Regions from separate parts of the Homo sapiens genome. Here region 1 is linked to region 2. A link is a loop called in an ENCODE intact Hi-C map of the cell type or tissue named here. Cell type or tissue: Calu3. All regions are shown on one strand. Each heading gives the region's core, and the rest is flanking DNA. Links, peaks and the distances in the headings are about the cores only.

Evidence for each region. A loop is a pair of places that touch in the nucleus more often than their neighbours do. Peaks named below come from ENCODE experiments on the same cell type or tissue, not always from the same donor. Only the 100,000 strongest peaks of a DNase experiment are listed, where the experiment ranks them.
Region 1: it touches region 2 in a loop (2.2-fold over the local background); 5 of 110 quality-filtered maps call a loop at or near these places.

Annotation. Positions count from the first base shown.
Region 1 is chr2:149,418,303-149,427,427 of GRCh38, forward strand. The region is part of intron 1 of LYPD6 (LY6/PLAUR domain containing 6); the gene reads left to right. Among named protein-coding and RNA genes, the nearest start is that of LYPD6, 92 kb to the left of the region's middle. RefSeq lists an enhancer at 1-108. In Calu3, for the core only: no CTCF peak of the experiment used is centred there; a DNase peak (open chromatin) is centred at 4,169.
Region 2 is chr2:149,557,032-149,566,156 of GRCh38, forward strand. No RefSeq gene overlaps it. Among named protein-coding and RNA genes, the nearest start is that of MMADHC-DT, 26 kb to the right of the region's middle. In Calu3, for the core only: a CTCF peak has its summit at 4,536; a DNase peak (open chromatin) is centred at 4,460.

The DNA.
Region 1 (9,125 bases), core at 829-8,828, 140 kb before region 2:
TCGATCATTTCCTTTTTTTCCCTCATGTCTAGGAGTTTATTCTAAGAAAATAATGGGGCATAGACCATATAATGTAGTAGCAAGGATGTTGCTCACGCATTATCTAGAACATAAAAATTTGGAACTCCCTGAAATGAGTAATAATAAGAAGTTGAAATGGGGGACATGGCCCTTTAAAATAACCTACATTTTGATCTGTATTGATAAGATTTTATAGTTAAAGCAAACTGGGTTAAAGAGAAACCAACTTCTAACATATGGAAACACTTCTTTCCTCTAATTCTCTCGAGACCTTGCGCTATTTCTCAGATACCTGTCCACAATTTTCCCATTGACTTTAATAGCTTGAGGAGAAGCTAGCAGATTCAGAGAAGGCCTAGAGCATTTGGCCAGTTGGCAAAGTGCGAGTACCCCAGAGCCCCAGGTTTCAATGTTTGCTTCCTTCTCTTCACCCTTCTTCAGCACCCAGCTTTCACATGCTTGCTTTATACTTCTTAAAACCTAAATGACCACTTTCCCCTACAGTGACACATTCTTAGCATGTCCAGGATACATTGAGCAAGCCAGCCTCTCTCAAAGGCAGTTCTTTTGTTCACCTTATCTTCTAACTGGCTGAAGACTTTTAAAACCTGGCATATGAAACCAGGCTGCTTCAATTCAAATTTTGAGTCTGCCACTTTCTATAATACAATTATAGGTGACAATTGATCTTCCTTAGCTTACTCATCTGTAAAAACTGGGATTAAGATAATAACCTACCTCAGAGGGTAATTGACGGAGTCAAATGTAAAGCATGGAATGATTCTTTTCAAATAATATATCATTTTCAGCCATCAACTACAAAAGAAAGGTGAGGGTGGAGTGTTTCTTTGTAGTACTTCTGCAGGTATGATGCCTGGTCTATTTCATTTCCTTTTGATCCCCTTTTACTGGGCTCTAATGATCAGGCCCAGAATATCTCCCATAGAAGCAGCTGTGTTATATTTTCTTATTTAATTAACGTTGATGTGTTGGTATTTCACTGGGTAATACTCATTCTTCTTCACCCTACTCCTAATTGGTTCTGAGGTCACAGCTTTAAGTGATTGGATTTTATTCATTTATCATTAATTAAGAACTCTACTGTCCAGTACTGTAGCCACTGGCCACATGTGACTATTTAACTTAAATTTCAATTAAATACAATTAAATTCAGTGCCTCAGTCACACATTTCAGTTGTGGCTAGTGGCTCCCAAATCGGACAGCATTGACATAGAACATTTCCGTCATTACAGAAAGTCTTATTGGACAGCTGACTTAGACCCTTCCTTTTGCTACCCTTGTTATAGAGAATCACTGTAGCATTTATCCTCACTACCTGCGTGCTCTCATGCACAGACAAGCTGGCAGAAAGCTTCAGATCCCTATAAGCATAAAAACAGGAATTAGAACAACCAGTTATCTCATATCAAATGCTGATCCTTCAAAGACTTTTGATCAAATTCCTTTGCCTCTTGTAGGATAATTCTCTACAATATGTGCTCAGGGTGTGTGTGTGTGTGTGTGTGTCTGTGTTTCTTTCTGCTCATAAGGAAAAAGACCTTGCAGGATACAGTGTAACTACAGAAATTGTATGGTTTTGATATTGGAACTATGTTATTCTACGTTACAGAGTGAAATCAGAATGAATGTATCATTAGCTTTCCTGTTGATTCCTGACTACATTACTTGTATTTATTCCCTTTTGCCTGAATCCCAGGCCTGCCTGCTTTTCCGCTATGAATAACATCAGAATAAGTGACTAGAAAGAGAGGCCAGAAAGTATGCCACCTTTAGAGAGGGGTCATGTAATCAAGGCTTAGTTCTCACAAGCATAGTTACTCACAGTCCAGATGTCAGGGCGGGGGTCCCAGTGAGCTGAAGGCATCTCAGTGTGCCACTGCAAACGAGGACATTGAACTGCAGGGAAGTTTTATTGCTCAAGTTCACCCTGCTCTTTGTAGCAGAGCAGGAGTCAAAGTTCAAGTTTGCAGTCTGCAAAAGCTGTTCTTTTCTGGTTGCTCCATGCTGCCTCTGAAAATGTTGGTGTCTGTGTGTGTTTCATTTCTCAAAATGTGACCGTCCCGCTGGCTACCTTTAGAGTAATAGGTGTGAGTGTATGTTCGTCCCTGGAGAGGCCTCAAGACATTTTCTCTTTTGTTGTCATAAAAATCGAGTGTGCTTGGCTGGAAAGGTAGAGTGTACTTCACCTGGAGTATTTCAAGGGTAACACCAGACAACCACTTCCATCAAGAGGGTGAAAAACACTTTAGGGAAGTTACTGCCAAAGAAGTGAAGAGAATCCCATCAGGTTTAGGGCTGAGCATTGTAGAAACCAGGAAAGATGCCATGGTAGTTTCATAGGTCAGGGCCTGCCTACTTCCTTTCCCCAAAGACTCGGAAGACCCACAGGCAGGATAGAGAGAGGAGACCTGGTGGAATACATCGTACTGTGATTATGCGGGACTGCTAAGAGCCCCTTAACTGAGCCGTGTGGAGAACTTCTCAGTGCTGTTTGCTGCAGCCTGTGGAATAACAGAATACATTTCGGGCTGTTTCTTCCCGCTGGCAACTTTGCAGAAGCATTATAAGGTTTCCCAAACTGTGTTGCAAGTTAGAATCACCTGGAGGATTCTTAAAATCCCAGTGTCAAGGTCGCATCCCATAGCAGTGAAATGGTAATGGGTGAGAGCCATCATGAGGAGTTTTTCAGGATCCCCAGGGGATTCCAATGTGTAGCAAATTTGGAAACCTTGGCCCTTTTTGATACCCTCTTTCTTTAATCCCAGCACTTTTCTTTAATCCCACCACTTTCTTTAATCCCAGCACTTTGGGAGGCCAAGGCGGGCAGATCACTTGAAGTCAGGAGTTTGAGACCAGCCTGGCCAACAACCCTGTCTCTATTAAAAATACAAAACATTAGCCCGGCCTGGTGGCGCATGCCTGTAATCCCAGCTATTTGGGAGGCTGAGGCAAGAGAATTGCTTGAACTTGGGAGACAGAAGTTGCAGTGAGCTGAGATCATACCACTGCACTCCAGCCTGGGTGACAGAGCAAGACTCCATCTCAAAAAAAAAAAAAAAAAAAAAAGTGTGTTTTTATTTCTTGATGTCCCAGTTTCTGTATCTGTAAAATGGAGTAATAATAATTACCCCTACTACACTGAGTGTTGTGGGGATTACAGAAAGCACCTATGGAAGCACCTTGCACCTACTAGGTTGAGCCATATGAAGTTGCTGTTTTTGTAGGTCGAAAATGATGGGATAGTGGCAATCTAATACTATTCAGTCCTATAGTAAGTGCTCAATAAACGTTAATTGTTGCTGTTATTTTCCATGTAACCAATGTATTTTATTTGAATATAATATTTATATTTGGCAATTTTTATTTAGTTTTAAAGCCATATATGGACTTTAAAGCTTAATATCAGTTTTCTGTCTGTATTCATAAGTAGTATCATAATTAACATTCATTAGTTAACGGAATGGGTGAGGTTCTGTCTGTGAAACCGTTTTCTCCTTTTATAGGAGAAAACACTTTTCAAATTTGAGAAGGTCTGCCCCAGACCTTCCCTAACTAATTTGCTTCACTTCTGCCTGTGTTTTTATCCTCACCACAAGATGCTGATCTTAGCTTGGGATCAGCTAGAAAGTCTGACAGGTGGTGACCCAGGCTTTTGACTTCTTATAATAGAGCTTGGCATGCTATGGCGCCTCTTGGAAGACCTTTCAAAGGTCTTTCTGAATGGAAAGCAAACGTTCCTGGGCAGTGTCTTGACCCAGATGAGTAACCAGGTGCCTTCTTCACCTACTGTGAGCTGATTTTAAGGACTATGTTAGCTAGCAAGCATGTGCTAGCATTGTTCAAAGTGTACTATCTCCTTTAAACCTCCTAAGAGCCCTTTAAACTAGAGGTTTTAATTTCCCTATTTTGCAATTGAGGAAACTAAGGCACAGAGAGGTTAAGCAACCTTCCCAGGAGCAGTCAGCGTGCTAGGCTGAGCTGGCCCACTCCAGAGCCTGTGCTCCTGGACTGTACCACACTGCTTTCGATGCATTACATATTCTCCTTCACAGTAAGCCTAGCAAGTGGGTAATGGGGCCTGGGGTCTCTCTGCTCTGGAGCCCAGCACTTCATGTCCTTGCTGTAGTGGTTCCTGGTCAGCCTGCTTGTGGCTGTTGGGTGTGGCTGCCACACCCATTTGAAATATGTGTACATTGTGAAATGATTAAATCAGGCTAATTAACTTATCAATCACTTCACATACTTAAGATTTTTTAGTGATGAGAGCATTTAAGAACTATTCTCTTAGCAAGTTTCAAGTATATGATACACTGTTATTAACTCTAGTCACCATGCTGTACAACAGATCCCCAGAACTTATTCCTCTTATCTCACTGACATTTTATACCCTTTGACCAACGTCTCCCATCTATCTGTCTTCCCCCATCATCTCCTGACAAGCATCATTCTACTCTTCCTCTGTGAGTTCAACTTTTTTAGGTCCTACATATAGTGAGATCATAGAATACAATGTTTGTCTTTCTGTGCCTGGCTTATTTCACTTAGCATAATGTCCTCTAGGTTCATCCATGTTGCTGCAATTGAATTTTAACAGCTTTTTCTCTAAGCCCTTTTATTTCCAGTGCCCAATAATCAAATAAGTATACCCCTTGTATACTTATTTGATTATTGGAATGAACATAGAGGTTTATCTGATCTTTATAAAATGTAATGGATCCTGAGCTGGGTTGGCAGTTGGAGGCAACACCAAGACAGATAACCATCTGCCCCCACAGGGCAAGGAGGTACAGGGTGACCTCATATGTACCTGGAGGATCAGCTGGACTGCCCTGCCCACCTCCCAGCCTCTGCCTTCCTCTTTCATCAGCACTGTGGGGGCAGCTGTATCTCAGGTGGGATGTGGAGGTCAAGGAATTAGATTGGCCTGAAGCATTCAATAAAGGAAGGTTCTCTTAAAGTAAGCTTCTGGGTTATTTGAATTTTAAAAGAAAACATTTGTGAACCTTAAATACATTTCCAGTTCGTGATGGTATCAGGCTGCATGATGAAGGGGGGAAATTTTGATAGGTGGGATGCAGATTTGGGGTAGATTTTAACCACCCTGTACATTGCAAAATGAGACGATTGCCTACTTTCTCTGTTGAAATTAAGCAAGGTTTAGAGTTGCTATGTTTCTGCTGACTGTGACATGGCACACTGGGCTGAAAAGTGTCCTAGCCAGGGTGGCAGGAAAACGAGGCTGCCCTTGAAGCTCTAATTGTTTACCAGCTTTTTTCTGCGGATAGATACCTGAAATACTCTATGCCTCAATTCCTTCATGTATAAAATAACACACTTTGAATAGGACATTGGTTCCCCAAACTACTCCTCAGAAAACTAGACTAGTTAATAGACGTTCATTAAAAAATAAGCTCTCTGCCGGGGCGGGGGGTGGGGGGTGTCACTGTTCAAATAAGTGTGGGGAAAATGCTGACTTAAGCAAAACCAAAGAGATTTCTTCACTGCAGCACATTTCAGAGCCTTTAATATGCTTATGTGTATTCTGACTCTTAATGCACAGTATTTCCCATGGATGCCTCTGAGTAAGCTTGATTTGGGAGATGTGGGACAGAACCCTTTGCTGGTCCAATCCAGCCCTGATAAAAGTATTACTCAAAGACTTGAAGATTTCCCCGAAAGATGCCATCGTCTCAAGATGGCTTTATCTTCTCACCCTCCTCACCAGAAACACCCCAAATTCTTTTCTTCTTCCAAGTTCCTGTAGCATGCGTACACATGTCAATATGCACACAACACACACACACATCCCTCTGTTATAAAAGCAGTTATTATGATTACTTCTATATCAAATCAACAAATCGCTATCAGAGACCTCCTGTGTCATAGGGGTTGGGGACCTAAGGATAAATCAGATGATGTCCATAAAATTTACGCCCTTAAGGAGCTCAAAATTTAGTAAAAAGTATGTCATCTTAACAGTTCTACTACATGTTGGCAATCATAATAACTAATGAAAGCTATATGTGGTATATTAATTCGTATCTTGTCCCTACGGCATAGAAGCTATCGGTCTCATTTTAGAGATGAGGAAAGAAAAAGTAACCTGTCCAAGGTCATAGACCTAATAAGTGGCAAAGCTGGGACTTGAGCCCAAATCTGTCAAAATACAAAGCCCATTCATTGTCCTTACGAAATAAGGCCTGTAGCCACCTTAGATAGGTAGAGGCCAAAACAGGAGCAGAGAAGGTGGTTTCTAATTGATCTGGTGTGAGGAGAGGGGATGGGAGGCTTTCTAAAGGAAGTGAACTGAGACTTCAGTAGTGAATTGAAGGAAACCAAGGATGACAGCAGGAGCCAAGGCACTGAATGAGAAGCAGCGTGGTGCACTAGACACCTATTCATAGTGGCGCTGTCAATTGAGCTGGAATGTCAAGGGGCAAGTGGTAGGCAGGCACCAGATCATGGGAAGGCTTGTAGACTTCCCCTTCTACCCAGAACCGATGCTTCTCATTGCTGCTGGAGCTCCCACTTTACTTCCTCCCCAAAGGTTCGTCTTAGGGTTGTTTTGAAGACAGAATTGGGCCCTAGTTGCCAGTCTGGTTGGAGACTGGAAAGCTTCAATGGGATCACCTTGGATCAGGGAGTCCAGGGCATTCCACAGCTCGCACCTGCCCCTCAGGTTGTGTGTCATCCCTGTCTCTCTCCATTTTTTCCTTCCTTTTTTCTTCCAGATAAGCTGCCCTAGTTGGAAGGAAGGATTATGGATGTCTTATTGGTTTTCATGGATAATGCCTGTGTAGGGTTGATGCAGTCATGTCACCTGGATCCTCTTCCTGCGTCTCACATGTGTGTGGCCTTGGTTCTAAGGATGGCACATCAACATCACACCATGCTCACTATTCACTAAGTGACTGAAGCCAGCATTTCTTCACATGCTCTTAGCAGTCTTTATGGGGACTTTTATTTTAAGAATAACATTAATGATTTTACTAAGAGAGCTCAAGAATTTGAGTATTATGCTAGAACTATTAACAATAATGTATATAACAGATACTGTTATCTATGCCTGCCTTGTAGAGCATGATGAGTGGGTGAATGAGTGAACATGTAAAATAGAAAACAAGGAGGACAATTTTCTTATCCATAGGAGGCTACTCAGTACTTTTTTCTCTAAGAAAGAAATTAATTTAGATGCAAAAACAAAAATGTTCTATTATCAAGGACAACGCTCTTTTATTAATAACCCCTGTATCCTTTTCTACCTGAGTGAATGCTATGTAAAATCTTATTATATTCTGCTTTGCTACAATAATACACTTCTTCAATTATCATTATTTATAGAGACTTATAAATGAAGATGGTGCATTAAAAGGAAGAATTCCTGCCTCAGTGATACAGAGTTGGGAGCTTATTTGATACATTTTTTTGCCTTCAAATGCAGGATGAGGAAATCCTTCTTTCCTCTAACTAAGTGTGCTAATTAGTTAAATGTGTTTGAAAAGTCAAATTATAGTTTAGGTTGATTTAGCCAATCTTATACCCTTTCACAAAAATAAAACTGCGATGGTCTTTGAGCTGTCAGGATACATACTGTGTGTAGCTGAAGGTATTAATCACAGATTTGGAGGATATGTACACACATAGATTTGTTTTTAAAACATTCATTATCAAGTGAGAAATATTGGTTAAGATTTAGAAGTTGGCTGCTAATGAACCCAGTGGTTTGCAAATAGGGTTAGCCATAGGGTTTTTACCTAAGTCATTGTTTTGTTGTTGGCTGTTTGAATTTTTTTTCTTTTTCCTACAAGAAAAGAGAGCACAGGCTGGCTCTTCTCTGCTGTGAGAAATTCTGGAAGAACTCTCCACACCTACCAGATTAGTAATTACAGCTCTTTCTTGAACTTAAATTATTTCAAAGGCCAAATGGAAACAACTCTCACGGTTTTTGGACAAATATTTGGTCAGGATTCTTGGAACCATGGGAAAAACCCTACTCCATGCCAGGTAGGACACAAGATTCAGTATGAGTTGGTTCTTCCCAGTCTTGAGTGGGAATCAAGATGAGGCTAAGTGCTTGTTAATGGTTGAAGGTGAGCCATATTCTTCACGTTCTCTAACCCTTTCTTGACAGCTAGCTACAAGGGCAGATGGTTTAGGCTTTGTGGTAAGGAGGAGAATTTGTGTAGAAAGAAAGGGCATGATTTGTAAATTATGGTGGGAGGGAGAATTCTGGCTTCCTCCTGTCCCCAGAATCCATGGGACTTGGAAGAGTGAGTACTCTGTACTGGAAATAGCTCAAAAGGAAGTAGCAGTTTTTTGCTGTGAGCTGGGCTTCTCTCAACACAAAGCAATGGAAGAAACATTTCATGAAGAGGTTAAAGATTTCAGAGTGGTTTGTTTACATTTGGCTTTCAGACAATGTGGTGAGGGGTGTCAGGAAGGGCAGAAAACCCTTAATAATGTGGGTAAGCAGGGCAGTGCCAAAGACATTGGGTGGGGTGGGAGAATGAACTGATCTCAAAGCCTCAAACAGAATCTTCATGCCAGCCCTCTAAAATGATGACAGAGTGGCCCAAAACACCTTCCAGTGGGCACTGCCAATAAAACTCAGTTCAAATAGTGCAGAATATCTCCACGGGTGCATAGCAGGCAGCATCTGCTTTATAACTGATTACTAGTACTTCTTGTTTCTGAAGATTTGGAAACATGAATAAAAGAAAGGTAAATGCATCACTCCAAATACAGAAATGACTACCTCTATATAGTGCCAAGGTAACTCTTTTTTTGATTAAAGGATATAAAGCATATGCCTCATAATCTAATGTTAGATTTGGAACCAGGTTATTTTGAATGTAAGAACAGACCTGGCTGCAATTTAGTTCACTTAGAACTACTATATTGTTTCTGAGTACATTTTACACTTCCGCATTTTTGGAATATCTCTAGGGTAAAAATTCCTGGAAAAAATAAAATGAAAAATGGCATTCTGAAACATAAGAAGAGTTTAATGAAAGACACTAAAGGCAAAAATTTCTTCAGACCACCACCCCCTCCCAATAAATAAAAAATGACAAGCTGTAAC
Region 2 (9,125 bases), core at 759-8,758:
TTGTAAATAGCACAACTGAGATCCAGACTCAGGAGTTTTTTTCCAAACCCCAGTCTCTTAACCACGATGCTGTACAGTCCTTTGATTTTGGATGAGTATCTGGATAACTGAACTAGTCATGATATTTCATGCATGTTGTAATGTTGAGAAATTTCAGAATCCTAAAACAGTTGTTAAAGGTTGGAACATAAGAATGAGCATGAAAATATTATAAGCGACTTGATTTCCTAGAACCAAATGGAAATTAAAATAGTACATGATCACGTAGCAAATTATTAGCATACATCAGAGAACAAAAGATAAGCAGAGCATAACTGCTGAGAGGTATGATGACAAAGCCTGTCAAAACTCTTTCCAATGGGTCTGAAAATCTTTATTGTTTTGATCCCACCCCTACCACACCCTCTCTCCTGAGCTGTGGAAGATCGGTGGGTTAAATTCTATCATCAAATGCAATAATGGAGTTTCAAATATTCAAGTTGAGTGAGGTATGCTTGTCATTCAACTTTACATCCTCTATCCTGACTACTCTCTGAATTCTAGGTTCCCAACTCTAAGTATATGCAGATATTCACCACCATTTTAACTTTACCACATAAATGTAAGAGGGCTATATGCTGCAAACTAGTACTTGGTAGTGAGACCACCAGGCTAGGCATTAGGGTCCAAGGCCCAATTGCTTGTGTTCCAGTCCTGGCTCTGCCATTCAATATCCATGCGACTTTAAACTCATCACCTGGCCTCTCTCTGCTTCAGGTTTCTGATCCATGAAATGGGAATAATAATACTTATTTCATGGGGTTGTTATGAAGATTATATGCATTATGTATAAAGCACTTAGCTAAGTGCTGGGCACAGTAAGCACGATGAAAATGTTGGCTTGTTACTATTATTACCAGTGCTATTATTATTATTATTCTTTTAGTCATCCATGTTGAAAACTGCAGTCTTTTGTTTGGATTGCTGGAAGTGGGATTGGACAGCAAGACCTAGGGAGCAGTCAGTTCCTGCTTTAATTTCTACTTTGGAATATTTATTTCATTCTTACGGCCACCACCCTAATTTAGGCCTCTATTACCTTTGAGTTACCCCATTACAACAGTAGTCTTTTTGTTGCCAGTTACTTTTTGCCTACAGTTTATATCCTATACCACCAGGAGATCTATCTTTCCAAAAGTTGATTTAATCGAATTATTCTTCTGCTTGAAAACCTTCAATGTTTAATGCTATAGCATATCGGTGAATTCCTTATTCTGGAACTAAAAATTCCTTCAATCTAGCCCCAAGGTGTCTTTCTAGCCTCATTTCCCAAGTCCTTGCAGTCAAGGAAACTCTAGGTAAACCAGTCCACTCTCTTGTGTTAGTCTCATGTTTTAGCTCCTGGAATATCCTCTGCTCACTATTCAAATCCCGCCTGCCTTTCAAGGGCCAGCTGAGATTTCCTCTCCTCCAAGAGTCTCTAGACATGCCATAAGCTCTACGACTTGGAGCAGACATGAAGTATGTCAGCATCAAACGTCAAACTTTACTAATTCAGAGTGGACGTATATTGGATATGATTAAGTAAAAAGCAAAGGAAAGGTGTAGAGTTTGAGAAAACCTCTGTGAATCATAAAATTTTAAATGATTTAATTATTTTTATACCGTGTTAGTCCGTTTGGGCTGGTTTGACAGAATACCACAAACTGGGTAATTTATAGTTAGAGGTAAACTTGAACAATTTGGGTTTGAACTGCCCGGGTCCACTCATATTCAGATTTCCTTCTGCCTCTGCCACCCCTGAGACAGCAAGAACAATCCCTCCTCTACCTCCTCCTCCTCAGCCTTCTCAACATGAAGACAATGAGGATGAAGACCTTCATGAGGAGCCCCTTCCACTTAATAAAGAGTAAATATATTTTCTCTTCTTCATGATTTTTTTTTTAACATTTTCTTTTCTCTAGTTTATTTCCCAGCACTTTGGGAGGCCTAGGCGGCGGATCACGAGGTCAGGAGATCGAGACTATCCTGGCTAACATGGTGAAACCCCGTCTCTACTAAAAATACAAAAAGTAGCCGGGCGTGGTGGCAAGTGCCTGTAGTCCGAGCTCCTCAGGAGGCTGAGGCAGGAGAATGGCGTGAACCCAGGAGGCTGAGGCAGGAGAATGGCGTGAACCCAGGAGGCGGAGCTTGCAGTGAGCTGAGATCGCGCCACTGCACTCCAGCCCAAGGAAAAAAAAAATTCAGAATGTAATACATTTAACATACAAAATATGTTAACTACTCATGTTGCCAACAAGGCTTCCAGTCAACAGTAGGCTGTCAGTAGTTCAGTTTCTGGGGAGTCAAAAGTTATATGTGGATTTTTGACTCAGCCTGGGGTTGGGGTGGTCGGCACCCCTAATCCCCCTCTTGAACTGTAATAGAAATTTCTCACTGTTCAGGGTGCTGGCAGATGGGGTGTGTGGTAAGGGCTCTTTCTCTGCTTCCAAGATGGTGCTTTGTTGCTGCACCGTCTGCAGGGATGAACAGTGTCCTCACATGGCAAAGGGAGGGAAGGGTAGAAGGGTCAAGGCGCTCTCTGAAAAGGGCATTAATCCCATTCACAAGGCAGAGTCCTCATAACTTAATCACTCTCCCAAAGGCTCCACCTCTTAATATTACCAACTTGGTGTTTGAGTTCCCACCTATGAATTTTGGAGGGACAGGTACATTAAAACCATACAGCGATGGCAGGCAATGATAGAAGTAGCAAAGGGCTTGCTGTAATCTATTTTAATAAGTAGAAGGCATTGTGTACAACAGAATGCCTGACATAATTGTTCAAGATCAAATTAATAGCCCCATCATCTCAAGTATCTATGCTGCTATGTGACAGATGCATTCCTAGGAAATCTTGCATGATAAAAAAAAATTAATAGACCAAACAGGAATTTTAAATGCATACCATTATTGTTTCTGAAGAAATTTCAATAATAAAGGTGCTTTCTTATACCCGTAAGTGTATAACTATGAAACCTAAATATTAATGAGCAAATATAGTATTTTATCATATCAAAAGACCTTTCTTTATTAGTCCTGGCACTACCACTAGCCAGAACTTCTTGCCATTTATATAATCACCGATACAATAAATGGAGCAGAGCTGCTCAAATAAAGAGTACAATGAGTTTCCCTTTTCAGAGTGGAGAAGCTTCCTAATTAAGACTGCATTGCAAATACATTACCATGTAATGCAAATTGATGGAATTATAAAAGTCTATACTGTAATTAAAAATTTTTTTCATAAAAAATAAAATGTTAAAGTCACTTACCTGAATTATCAGAAATTGCCAATTAGACAAGAAGTAGTTCATGGACTAAGACCCAGAAAAGCTGTATTCTAGATTTGCCAATTCTAACCTTGGGCAAATCATTAAACTTTTCAAGGCTTGAGTTTTCTCATCCAAGAAATAAAGGGCAGGACTAGACAATTTTTAAGACCTCCCAAATCAATATTTTTATACTCTTTTATTTTTCTTGTCTACAAGGCTATTATTTGTGTGAAGTTATGTTACTTACTTACTTTGACCTTGAAGTTCAATGTGTCTATTCCCACATAACTTTTCAAATAATTAGAATATAATTTCTTAATATTAAAATAATTATAAATCTTGAGTTTTCTTTTACTATTCACAAGACACTTTGGATTTTGCCATGGTCTGTTCTAAATACTGCATAGTAACATGACAAAATTGAATTGGTTCATTTTTTCATGCAGTTTCTCTGCATTTCACATAGTATGTTTTTAATGACTCTGTAACACCATAATACATTACTACACTTCTAAAGTTCAATAGTTTACCCTTACTAATTTTTTGCTTTCATGTCAGAGCCACACTCCCCCCCCGCTTTTTTTTTTTTTTTGGCAGGAATGGAGGCACTAAATAATTGCTTAACAACTAAAAATTAATTTTAAATCTCAGATCATGTCGGATCTTTTGACTAAACACAGTACTCCCAATTCCAGGATTTCTTGACTGCGTGCTGGTGAGAAAGAATTTGACCATCTCACACCAGGTCTTTTTGCTGCCTCTTGCCTTATTTCCCTAAGTGCCTAGGAGTGCTCCCTTATCTTTCTTCTGATTCAAGACACTAGATTGTATTGTGACACAGATTGATACTTTTCTAGAAACTCACAATTTTAAAAATGATAAAAATTACATGTATAATGATTGAACAACATGACCCTGCATCAGGCATTCATTTTCTATTTCATAGCTCAAGTAATGGCATCTAGGAAATAGCACTAGAAAAAAATGCTAGTTTCTAAAAAGTCAAAACAATGAAGTAATTATCAATGTACAGGAACTTTTCTTTCTAAATGGTTTACATTTCAAACATGCAGAATTGATAAGGTAATTTTTTTTTTCTTGGCCAAACTACAAGCCTCAAATTTGAGGAATTTCAAGGTAATTAAATGGTGCCACCTATTGGCCAAATGTATCACTGCAGCCTATCTTTTTAAATATAGAGGATGTTCAATAAAGTTGGCAAAATCCTAAGTGCAAAATTAGAGGTTCTTATCCATTTGAGACAGTCACATTTGTGAATAAATTTTAATGCAATATTTTAAATTAGATAACATATCTCAAATATATAGCTATTTTGTTGTTAGAAGGTTTGTCCACAAGGGGGGTGTGTGTGTGTATGTATGAATAAGAAATACATATATATGCTCATGAAAAGGACACTCATTGTAGCATTAGGTTATTTTTCACTCTGAAATGGAGGGGCATACTGGAAAAGCTAATAGCTAAAGGCAATCCTGGACTTACAATAGCTCTTTCTGCTGGTTGGGACTAAACAGTACCTACAACACTGGGGATCTAGTATTGGAAATGACTGTAATAGTTTTTTCATACAACTTATGGAATTAGTTAATCTCAGTGATTTTCAGTTATCCTTCATAATACAGTATCAGAAAAGGGGTTCTCATAGTAGGCTTCTACAGAGTCTTTAACTTGCCCATGAAAATAAATGTCACTTTAAAATGAAAGCCAGAATTAATTTAAGAAGCAGGCCACGAGTTCTGGTAGCCCTAAAGAATAAACTGCTTCTTTTTTGCTTTATTGTGACTCTCCTAATTTGTTGAGAGGAATATTAGTTGTATCTCTATTTTAGATTCCATGACCAACTTGCAGGTTTTTTTTTTCAATATGCTAAAATATTTTTTGCTTCTTAGAGACACTGTCTTGAATTAACATGGACTTTTGGCTAATCTACATAAAACTACACTGTAGGTTAACCTACATTTATTCTAAAAAAACTGTAACATAAATAGAGAGCAATCTAGAAGCCAAGTGCTCATTCATTTGAGATTAATTGCCTCTTCAGATCACTAATTCATGCTCCAGTGTCCCAGGAGAGTTATTTCCCATGAGTGACCACTTGACTCAGAAGGTATTTTAACTCATCCAGGCTTCGTACAGGACAAATCTTATTACTGTAACTTAGTTACACGGCCATAAACATAGTTTCCCTTTCTCTTTCTCAGCTTGTTTACTTAGTACCAGAAGAAAGTCTCCTCTGTGACCACTGGTGACTTAACTCAGTTTGAATGGGCACAAATCCAGCAACTGACAACATTGTGTGACACTGAAAATTGAGTTCATATTATTTAAAATAACTTTAAACAAGGGTAAATGAAGTCACATTCACTGTAAGCAAACAAGGAATAGACCTCATGTCCTTCTGCAATCAAAAAGGGATGTGAAAAATAAAATTCTTATAAAATTGTTGTTGATTTCAATGTCGAAGATCTTAGTCACAAATTTAAAACAAACAGGAGAGATAAAATAGCAATTAATGAACAGTAACCATGAACCTTCAAAGGCAACAACCTGAAATTATAAACTGATGAGCCATGGAGGCACTATTTAACCCGGGAAGTGCTGCTTTTCTAGGGTGCTCAAAGCTTGTACTCTTTTTGGCTTTAGTATTTTTTTTAATTTTGAGTCCCTCTACAATTTTACCATTAAAAATAACTGTCATTTGATAGCAATGTTGTCATTCACACAGTCACCAGATTCAGCAAATATAAAAAGGAAGACACTAAGATAAATTTGAATTTCAGATACAAATTTTTTTTTAGTATATGTACTATTCAATATTTGGGAGACAGGCAGTGTATTTCATTAAATATACTATCACAATTGTGCTGATAAAATAGTGCTACAATTGTAAAACAGGTTAAACTAGTCTGAAACTATGGTCATGCATATCTTAACTACGGGGATATGTTCTGAGAAATGGGTAGTTAGGAGACTTCATCATTGTGTGAATATCAAGAGTGTACAAAACCTGGATTGTATAACCTACTATACACCTGGGTTCTAATAGTATAGGCTATTGCTCCTAGGCTAAAAACCTGTACAGCATGTTACTGTACTGAATACTGTAGGCAACTGTAACACAATGTTTTTGTGTATCTAAACATAGAAAAGTACAGTAAAAATAGGACTACTATCATATTTGTGGTCCAACCTTGACAGAAACGTTGTTATATGGTGCATGACTTCAATTAAAGATCTCTACACCAGGTTTTTGGATTAAAGCGGATACATGACAAAGCTCCAGTTTGACCTCAACAAATCTAGATTTACTCTTCTGAATCATCATTAAGTTGATCAGCATCTAATTCACATCTATTACTGAACATCTATGTGACAGGAACTGTGCTCAACCATTCTTCCTGTAACAAAACTGGACTTCCTGGCAGGCACTTGTTCGTGAAGTCTGTGACAAGGATGACTTTAAACTATTTAAAAACTACTAAAAATTAAATTTGTAGCAAAATGGCATATACAGCTACAACATAAGCTATGAGTACAAACCAGTGTTTAAAAAGTTTAATACCTATTTTTGTACTACTGAATTGCCACTCATTTTAAATAGAGTGGCAATTTAATGACACAAAATCTTTATACTAGGAGATGTAAGAAGTTGTAACTTAAATATAATCCTATCTACATAAAATTAAAGCAATTAGAGACTCTATTTTTATATAGAACGAGATCAAAGCAGATTATAGCATTGCAACCCTACCTGTTTAGTCTATTTTCATTTAAAGGAAACAAAGTTAGTGACTATGCCATTTCATATAAATACACTGTGCCCAAAATGCAACATTTCATGAAATAACTGAAACAGTGAAAGAACTGTTAGATTGATTGAGAGGAAATCTACATGGATGACTCAATGTTAGAAACCCTAAGCATGATTTAACTATCCAAGGATTAAGAGGTTCTGGGAAAACTCTTAAAAGCTCTTGGCAAAAATGATCATGCTATAAATAATGTAAACCATGTCTAATAACAGTAAGAAAAATAAAATGCTTTGAAAACTTGTTTTATATAATGTAAGCATTAATGTATAATTAAAACTCTAGCTAAACGTTTAAAAAGAAAATAATTTTGCTTCAAAATTTCCTTTACCTATAAATTTTAGTTCCTTTTTAAAAACTGGACTCAGTTTAAGGGCCCTTTGCTGGCATCATTTATTTTTGAATAGGTTCTCCCACTATTTTAAGAGTGGATTTGATTGTATTTTTAAAAACTTTATTGGAGTATACTACACATACAAAAAAGTGCACCTAAGTTTGTACAACTGAATTCATCATGTGGTCAATACTCAAATTCAGAAAAACATAACAGAACACAAAACATTACCAACATTCCAGAATCCTTTTTGTCCTTTCTTCCAGTCAATTCTTCCTTTCCCAAGGGTAAGCACTATCCTGACTTGTAGCAGCATAGTTGTGTTTTTGTATTTCATATTAATAGAATTACATAGGATGTACTACTGCGTCTGGCTTCTTTGGTATATTGTTTATTACTTTCATCCATTTTGTTGCTAGTTATAAAGCATTTATTCTCATTATTATATAGTATCCCATTACGTGAATGTGACACAACTGAATTGACAAAAATAATTCTAGTGTGCATTTGAGTAGTTTCTTACTTTTGGTTATTTAGCACCGGTATAGACTTTTACATGAGTAAACATCTTTTGGTGAATATATACATACATAAACACACACACACACACATATATGCATTTCCGGTTGGTCTATACCTCAGAGTGAAAGTGCCAGGTCCTAGGGCACATTGAGCCTTAGAACTGTCAGTTTTCCAAAGTATTTATACCACTTTACATTCCCATCAACAGAATTTTAGGTTGTTCTACATCTATAACTTGGTGTATTTATTTTTTCATTTTTCATTCTGGTAGAGATGTAGTAGTGGTATCGCATTGTAGGTTTAATTTACATTTCTGATGATTAATGAAGTATGGCACCTTACCGTGTTTACCGACCATTTGAGTATCTTTCTTTGTAAATGTTTATTTTTCTGGTGGTTATTTGTTTACTGATTTTAGGAGTCTTTATATATTTTGAATACAAGCTGTTTATTGGATATGTATATTGCCAGATTGTTGAGTATGTATTTATCTTTAACTCTGCTAGCTGCCTTCTCCTTCATGATGTCTTTTGATGAATTAAGAGTTCTTAGTTGTTTTTTGTTTTTGTTTTTTGAGACAGTTTCGCTATCATTGCCCAGGCTGGAGTGCAATGGCATGATCTCAGCTCACCGCAACCTCCGCCTCCCAGGTTCAAGCGATTCTCCTGTCTCCTGGGTAGCTGGGATTACAGCACCACCACGCCCGGCTAATTTTTTCTATTTTTAGTAGAGACGGGGTTTCTCCATGTTGGTCAGGCTGGTCTTGAATTCCCAACCTCAGGTGATCCGCCAGCCTCGGCCTCCCAAAGTGCTGGCATTACAGGTGTGAGCCATGGCGCCTGGCCAAGGGTTCTTACTTTTAACATGATCCAATTAATCATTTTTCCCTTTATATGATTATGTTGTATTCTCTTAAAAACAAATCTTTGTCTACTCCAAAGCACAAAGATTTTTTTTCCCCCTAGAAGCTTTAACCTTTCAAATTTAGACTTGGAATCAATTTAGAATTTTGATGTATGTGTCATGTAAAAGTAAAAATACATTTTTCTATATGAATATCCAATTGACCCAGCAATATATACTGAAAAGATCCTTCTTTTCTCACTGCACTGCAGTGTCACCTCTGTGATCAATCAAGTGACCACT